Linked DNA regions of Mus musculus: region 1 is linked to region 2. The links are chromatin contacts, found by Hi-C or POLR2A ChIA-PET in ENCODE. All regions are on one chromosome and are shown on one strand. Each heading gives the region's core, a stretch centred on a gene start or an enhancer-like site at or near the end of the contact. The rest is flanking DNA. Distances are from core to core; before and after follow the strand shown.

Region 1 (4,088 bases), core at 1,263-3,762, 33 kb before region 2:
AGGACAGTACTTCTGTCATCAAAGGATGAGCTGTGTTTAAGCCCCACCCCCTTTTTAAACCAATAGTGACAATTTTTTTTTTTTTTTTTTTTTTTTTTTTGAGACAGGGTTTCTCTGTGTAGCCCTGGCTGTCCTTGAGCTCACTTTGTAGACCAGGCTGGCCTTGAACTCAGAAATCCGCCTGCCTCTGCCTCCCGAGTGCTGGGATTAAAGGCGTGCGCCACCACGCCCGGCCCAATAATGACAATTCTTAATGAGGTTTCTAAAAAATAAGATGTCAACTGAAATTCTTGCCATCTATGCTTTACATAGACAGGGAGGCAATTGTTCATTCGTTTGTTTGTTTTAATTATTTTTATTCTATTCAGTTATGTGTTTTTATTTCATGTGCATTGGTGTTTTGCCTGTATGCCTTGTGAGGATGTAGTTATGAGCTGTCACGAGTGCTGGGAATTGAACCCAGGTTCTCTGCAAGAACAGCCACAGCTCTAACCCACTGAGCCATCTCTCTAGCTCCCGCAAGCGTTTGGTTTTGGTGGGATGGAACTTCACTATAAAGATCTAAGCTCTAAATGGAGTGGAGTTGGTATGTAGACCAAGCAAGCTGGCCTTGAACTCACAGAGACCCATTTGCCTCTGACTCCCACCACTGGGATTAAAGGTGTGCATCATCATGCTGGCTACTTACCTTTCAAGAAACTAAAAACCATTCCAGTTCAGTGGGCGTTCATGAACCTACCTAAAGGGCTCACAACGAGAAGTGAACTGAGCAAGGAAAAGGAGCCCCTCCTTGCTGGGCGTGGTGGCGCACGCCTTTAATCCCAGCACTCGGGAGGCAGTGGCAGGCGGATTTCTGAGTTTGAGGCCAGCCTGGTCTACAATGTGAGTTCCAGGACAGCCAGGGATACACAGAGAAACCCTGTCTCGAAAACCAAACCAAACCAAACCAAAAAACCCAAAAACCAAAACAAAACCAAAAACAACAACAACAACAAAAAAGGAACCCCGCCTTACCGTGGCTCTGTGAAGGTCCGCTTTACAGTCAGAGAATTCCCAACTGCATGATCTCCAGGGAGCACGACTGGAACACTGTGTTCCCAGGACGCGAGCAGCTTGCGAACTGCTCGATAGCTCCAGAGTGGCTCTTGGAAATCAGCAAACGCTGCAGATCAGGGTTCGTTACCCCTCCCCCCCCCCCCCCCCAGAGCAACAGCTGTTAAACATTTACCAACACCCATGAGAGGTTTTCCTTATGAAGCACCTTGGCCCACGGTCCCCTCACTCGGTCCTTCTGAGGCCCTCTTCCCCCCACCCCCCAACTTCGCTACACATTTCCAACTCATCTTCTCCTACTCGGACAAGGTATCATTTTGCCTGTATGCATTTTTGTGGAATGCATTTCACTGTTTTGCTTAAAGTTATTTTATAGCTTTATTATAGATCTCATCGCATGCTCTTTCCCTTGCTGTGTCTTGAGTTCTGTCTAATCCATTGCCTCACACTGTTGCCTCAAAGTGCATCGTCCCACATTTCTCCAGCTTTCTTTCAGAGGCACACCGTCCCAGGCTATTTCCCACAGGTAACACTCTTGCTTTCTCCATTACAATGGTTCTGTTGGCTGCCTTCCCGTGGGCACTACTTCAAGACTCATTACCTTACTCCACCTCCCTGGCATGAGCCAGCTTTCTCATTTGTTGCCAGTATAATCTCTAGCTCCCAGCAGCCCTCTGCCCCTTTTAACTTTCTGACTCATGATCCCTGGCCTCAGCCTCCCAAGTATTAGGATTACTGGCAAGCACCAACACTGAGACTATCTCCCCAAGTCAGACAAGAGAAAGATTGCAGCCAGGGCAAACAAGAGTTTTCTAAAATGAACGTGTTCTTTCGAGGTTCTTAAAGAGAGGCATTACTTGTTTCTGAAATCAAAGTCACTATTAAACAATATATAACCTATCAACATTGGGGTGGGGGGCACTGGGCAGTGGTGGCACACACCATTAATCTCAACACTCAGGAGGCAAAGGCAGGCAGATCTCTGCAATCGAGGCCAGCCTAGTCCACAGAGGGAGTTCTAGGACAGCCAGGGCTACATAAAGAAACCCTGTCCTAGGGAAAATCTCTTAGTTCTTGATTCTGAAGCAGAGAAATCAAAGGTTGAAATGCCAACTTTGAGCAATGTATTACCACTGACGGCCACAGGCCTTATGCATACGGGAGTGCATCATCTCTGTTGGCACCAAGACTTCAGCTTGTCAAAACCAAGGATGGAAACTCCTTATGCCTTGCAGCAGAAATAGCACACACTGACTCCCTGTCAGTGCTCAGTGTGTTTACCCACATCATTGCTGCCTGTGAGGATCAGGGGGGTCAGGAAAGCCCGTAGTCCTGCGGCTGTGCCTCAGGCCAGGGCCCAGTTTCATTAATACCTGCAGCAGCTTGGCTGCCTTCTGCACAGGGAGCAGCCAAGGTCCAATCTGGCCCCACCCACGCACATCTTGCAAATCAGCTTCAGGCAAGACCTGTCAGGTCTGTGCTAAGTCAGGACCTTCCCGCCAGGTTGCAATGGGCTGCTTAACTAGTAACTCATGGGGGCAGGACTAGTCAGAGCTATGGAGCAGGCCCAGGAGCTCTGGCCATCCAAAGACATCTGCTGAGTGGAGGCAGCAGGGCCTCTTACTGCATTCATCCCCTTGTCATCTGAGACCTTAGCCTCTAAGCAGCACTCTGGCCTTTGCTTCCCAAACGCTTGGATAACAGACAGAGCCACCAAGCCAAGGTCCTCGCTCAGCGTGCTCAGTCTTCCCTGGCTTCCGCTCTCGTCAGCCTTTCCCTGACTATAAAACCCGACTTCCTCTTATCCTATTTTTTGAAACAAAATTTTCAAGTCTAGAAATGAAAATTAAGCCAATTAAAAATTTAAATTGAGCTTGTAGTCCTGGAGTCCTGGAGGTGGAGTCAGTTTAAGCTTACCCTCTGCTGTATGTAAGACCTTGTCTCAATAAAACCAGTAAAGTGGTGGTGCACATCTTAAAAAAAAGAAATCCATCCATCCATCCATTCATCATGTGTGTCCATAGAGGTCAGAAGAGGGCATTGGATGGATCCTCTGGAAGAGCAGCCAGTGCTCTTCACTGCTGAGCTAGCTCTGTAGCCCCAGTGGCGCACATATCAATCCTAGTACCTGGTCAGGAGGATCTGAATTTGAAGCCAGACTGATCTAGTGCATTCCAGGCCACTCAATCTGTCTCAAAAATACAAAAACCAAACCAAACAACGCCCCCTCCCCAAGCCATCCTGATGCTAACTTATAAAGAACCTGCCTCTTCCCACCGGCCAAGACAACCTCTCTAAACTAAGGCTGTGAAGTGGTTGGAATACGCCTGGCCCAGGGAATGGCACTATGAGGCAGTGTGGCCTTGTTGGAGTGTGTGGCTGTGGGGGTGGGCTTTGAGACCCTCCTCCTAGCCACCTAGGAAAGTCTGCTCCTGACTTCCTTTGGATGAAGATGTAGAACTCTCAGCTCCTCCAGAACTGTGTCTACCTGGATGCTGCCATCCCCCTGCCTTGATTAATAATGGACCGAACCTCTGAACCCGTAAGCCAGCCCAATGTTGTCCTTAAAAGTTCTTGGCCATGGTGTCATTTCACAGCAATGGAAACCCAAAGACAGCTTGTTACAAAGCAGAAAAATGCATGCAGTAGAAGATTGCACTTAATTCAACGCCTCCCCCCCCATGCCTTACATTTTAATGGGTGTTTGGCCTGCATGTATGTGTATGCCCTACCATATGTGTATGTGGTAGTCAAGTAGGTCAGAAGAGGGTGCTGGATCTCCTGGAACTGGAATTACAGATGGTGTCGAGCTGAGGATTGAACCTGGGTCCTCTAGAAGAGCAGCCAGTGCACCTAACCACGGGCCTCTCCAGCTTGACCATGCTACTTGTTAAAAGGTTGCTGATTTGTAACCAGCAGAGGGAAAACATGTATCTTTTTGTTACCAGGTTAGCTTTGAGAAACTACAACCCATGTGACACAGGGTGGAAATACTGGGGTCGAGGAAGTGATGTCCTGCTGGGACAGGCAGGGCT
Region 2 (4,228 bases), core at 478-2,977:
TTCGACCTCTTCCCAGCTACCATTCTGTAAGACCTGGCTTCTAGACAGCTCCCTGCTATAGGTGAGACCACTTAGCTGGATAGTCTCTGTGTCGCTGGCTTCACCCTCCAAGGGTCTTACATACAACCCTCACACCAACCTCTCACTTAGAAGATGTGATGGAGACCAGGACTCGGGAAAGGCTGGGTGGAGTCCCAGGTTGATGATCTCACTTCAGGATTCCTGGGAGACTGGAAATGAAGCCTGGCTGTCCCTTTCCCAAATCTCATGGGCCCAGATGCCTGAACTTGTCACCAGCCAGAGGAGCCTTCAGATGACCAAAGAAGAAACTAGTGAGGGTGACCTTAAAAAAGTGAAACTTGGCTAGGTGCACGCCTTTAATCTTAGCTGTTAGGTGGTAGTCACAGGGAGATTTGAGTTCAGGGCCAGGCTACAAAGTCAAGACCCTGACTCAGAAAATAGAATTTGGGCCGGTGAAATGGCTCAGCAGTTGGGAGGTCAGAAGGGGCTTTAAATTCCATGGAATTGCGAGGTGTGGTGGTGCACGCCTTTAATCCCAGCACTTGGGAGGCAGAGGCAGGCGGATTTCTGAGTTCGAGGCCAGCCTGGTCTACAGAGTGAGTTTCAGGACAGCCAGGGCTATACAGAGAAACCCTGTCTCGAAAAAACAAAAAACAAAAAACAAAACAAAACAAAAAAATTCCATGGAACTGGAATTATGCTATGTGGTGGGGAGTACTAAGAACCAAAGCCAGCTCCTCTGTGAGAGTCACTGCCCCTCTTGACTGCAGAGCCATCTTTTCAGCCCTGGTAGAATATTCAGCACTTAGTCCTCATACAGTTCCTGGCCTGCCTAAAACTCAGCTCTTTCTCCTGTGGAACTGAACACACCCACCTTACATCACAGAACTGTGCAAACTATCACAAATATAAAGAAGGTGGTGGCCACATATATAGCAGAGCTTTGCTGAGTCGGAGGCTAGTCCAGTAGTAGTCAGAGGCCAGCCAGGGATCTGTAGAGAGAGACGCTGTCTCAACAGACAGACAGACAGAGTGCCTGGCACATAGCACGCAATATGAAGTCTTATAAAGTTTAAGGCCAACAGATGGCTAGGTGGGTGAAGATGCTTAGCGCCCGGACTTGAGTTCAGTCCATGTGGTCCTTACTGTGAACAGGGAGGGCCAACTCCTTGAAAGTTGTCCTCTGACCTCTACACGTGCATCACGACACTCGTGCACCTACAGACACACACACACACAGAAAATTTGAATTTAAAGTAGATCTTAGTTTTTCCAGGCAATAACACTATGTAGCCCAGCTGTCCTTAAACTCATGATTCACTTGCTTCCAATCCTATAGTACAGTGATTTAAAAAGTGTGCGCAACTCTTTACAGCCTTTAGTGATGTTTTTTGTTTTTAAACTTTCAGCTTTCTTTTTTACTAAAAGAATTGTAAAGTTAGAGCAAACATCTTAAAGTTTTACATCTTAGTTTTACAATAATAATAATAATAGTTATTATTATTGTTATTATTATTTTAAATGAAAAGGGCAAGCTGGAGTGAAATGAAATCAAATGTCCTCCTGAAGCGAGGACTGGGAGACTGTTCCCATGCCGGCTGCCCTCATGGGGTCTGTCTCTGAGTTCACAGGTCAGCCGGGAGCCTTGGCTCTGTCAGAACAGGCACTCTTGGCAGCCCTGTCCTACCCATGGGATTTGCAGGACATGTTTGCAATTTGTTTCTATTTTTAGATACAACTGCAAATGCAGTTTGAGAAACACCAGTCCTCAGAAAACCAGAGCAATTGCCCCTGAATTTTACTAAAGCTGTAACTGTCGCTGCCTTCTGTCTGCAGCCAGCACACAACCTCATCGTCCGGCAGACATGGAAGGGCAGTCACACAGACCTGCCTGCTGGCCCACACGCCCAACAGCCCTGCTCCAATCGGCTGTTCCCTGAGCTTTCTGAAGCTGCCATCTCTATTAGCTGGTTCTACTAAAGGTCTCTTTGCCTCAGGAAGGGCTCACCCTCAGACCTGGCATCTAGAAACTGGTTCATCAAGGAGGGAAAGGCAGCATGCTCCAGCACCCACTCCGGGGCTGGACAAAGGGGACTCACTTTCCTAAGAGTCAAAAGCAGAGTTTCCTTTGTGTTTTCCACTTTTTCAAGTGTCCGGTCTTGGGAGCACAGGAGCTGGTTAACTAGCGTCTGGGCACAGCCCGGCTGCTCCAGACAAGCTCTGGTCAGGCACTTGCCCCAAGCTCAAACCAACAGTCCTTGCATGTGAGGGATCTATGCCGCCACCCTGGTGATCGCTAATAAATGAAAAATTGACAGGCAAAGGAGAAAGGGGCCATTGGCAGAAAACAAAAAAATGTTAAGAGGTTGACCAAGAGTTCTGGGCCAAGAGTTCAAGACCTGCCTGTATACAGAATGAGCCTCTGTCTCAAACAATGTTCCCTTCAAATTTAAGGGGACTTAAATCTAACTAATGTCATCACTGAGGAAGCAGAGACACGAGAACCACGGGTTCTAGAGCGGCCTGACCTGCACTACACAGAAAAGACCCTGAGCAGAAAGAGAAAAAGAGGGTCTGAACTGCATGGGCCTGTGTGCCTGCGATCCCAGTATTTAAGAAGAAGACAAAGGAGAACTGTCTGTTGGAGATGCACCACATGACAAGAACCTGTCTCAACCCACCCCCCAAATAAATAAAAAAGAAACAAGTCAGAGAGCTGTAATAAAGCAGTTGTTGAGCAAACCTTAGCTCTAAATATATATAAGTCTGCTTTTCAGACAAAATTCTGACTAACATGCCAGGCACAGGCACGAACCACTCCTGAAGAAACAGTGCCCTGTTTTACACATTTGAGATACATTGAGGGCTAAAATGCAGAGCCCTTGACTTGACTTGTGTGCACCTAGGTCCAGAACTCACAAGTGACAATCAAAGCAATGCTATATTGGAGCCTCAGTCACAAAAGGGAAGGAAGGTCCTGTCAGCTCTGAAAGGAAAGGGCAGAATGCACAGTGATGCTCACAAGACCAAAACCACCCATTTTTGTCAGTGAATGCTTTTGTGTGTGTGTGTGTGTCTGTGTGTGTGTGTGTGTGTATGTGTGTGATTTATCTAGGAGAGATGGCTAAGATGAAGGGGCTTGCCGCCAAGCGCAATGGCCGGTGCTTACTCTCCAGAACTCACTCCTGTAAGCAGTTCTCGGAGCTCCATATGCAACACCAGGGTGCATGTGTGGAAGATGATTCAAGGTTGGGTTTGGCAATATAGTGAGTGCAAGGCCAGTTTAAACACCTGCAACCCTGTCTCAGAGGACAACCACCACCACCCAAATAGGCGTGATAGCACATTTCCATAATCCCTGCCCTAAGGAAGTAGGGACAAGAGGAATGCCAGCTTGGTTTTGCACAGCAAGTTCCAGGTTGGCCAAGGGCTAGAAAAGATAGCATGACTATATCCCTCTAAACACCAAGGAGTCCTAAAGTTCTACTACTCCAAAAACTAATTCTAAAACAGAGATGTCAATAGTGGGTACAGAATGGTTAGAATAGCAAGCATAGTCTCACTTATAAAAATTAACACACACACACACACACACACACACACACACACACGCCATTCCCTAGTCTCTTGTATAAATTATTATTACAGGTGCTAATGCATTTCTAGGCAGTTCTGTAGATGGGTCTCCTACAGGAGCTTAATCCTCACCCAATCAAACCTCTGTCAGGGCTGAGTCCAATTTTCCTGTTCCTAAATATTCTGCCCCCACCTTTGGTGCCCCCAAGGGTCCCCAGATAACCTATCAATCTCTAACAGACGGTTGGAATGCTGGCTAGTCTGTATTCTGTCTTCGTGGCTAACTGGTCTTACTTCTTGTGTGTGTGGAGAAAGAACGCTAACTTTACTGTTTAACTTCACTAAAACAGCATCTCTGACATGGTCATGGTGGTTCATTCTTTTGGTTCCAACACTGATAGGAGAAAGCGGAGATGGAGATGGCAGGTAGGTGGATCCCTGAGTTCTAGGGCAGCCTGGTCTACAGAGAAACCAAAAGACCATCCCAGTATGGGATACATAGTGAGACCCAGTCTGAGAAAACAACAAAAGCCAGGTGGTGTGGACACCTTTAATACCTTCCCCCACCCCCATCCCACCTCCACCCCCTACAGGCAGGATCAGTCAGATCTCTAAGTTTGAGGCCAGCCTG

What was found. Hi-C counts contacts between places; a loop is a spot of excess contacts on that map. ChIA-PET counts read pairs that join two places held with the same protein, here RNA polymerase II (POLR2A).
Region 1: a loop to region 2 is called in a map of heart, with 5 times the contacts of the local background. The contact joins two enhancer-like sites. A Hi-C loop is called at or near these places in 2 of 37 maps with a recorded cell type or tissue (adrenal gland and heart). POLR2A ChIA-PET finds 5 or more read pairs at or near these places in 4 of 5 experiments (all embryonic stem cell).

Annotation. Positions count from the first base shown.
Region 1 is chr10:43,515,628-43,519,715 of GRCm38, reverse strand. No RefSeq gene overlaps it. Among named protein-coding and RNA genes, the nearest start is that of Mtres1, 23 kb to the left of the region's middle. Within about 2 kb of position 2,512, at least 1 of the 3 ENCODE cell types and tissues checked has a DNase peak (open chromatin) inside an H3K27ac peak, as active enhancers do.
Region 2 is chr10:43,481,325-43,485,552 of GRCm38, reverse strand. The region is part of intron 1 of Bend3 (BEN domain containing 3); the gene reads right to left. Among named protein-coding and RNA genes, the nearest start is that of Bend3, 4.3 kb to the right of the region's middle. Within about 2 kb of position 1,727, at least 2 of the 3 ENCODE cell types and tissues checked have a DNase peak (open chromatin) inside an H3K27ac peak, as active enhancers do.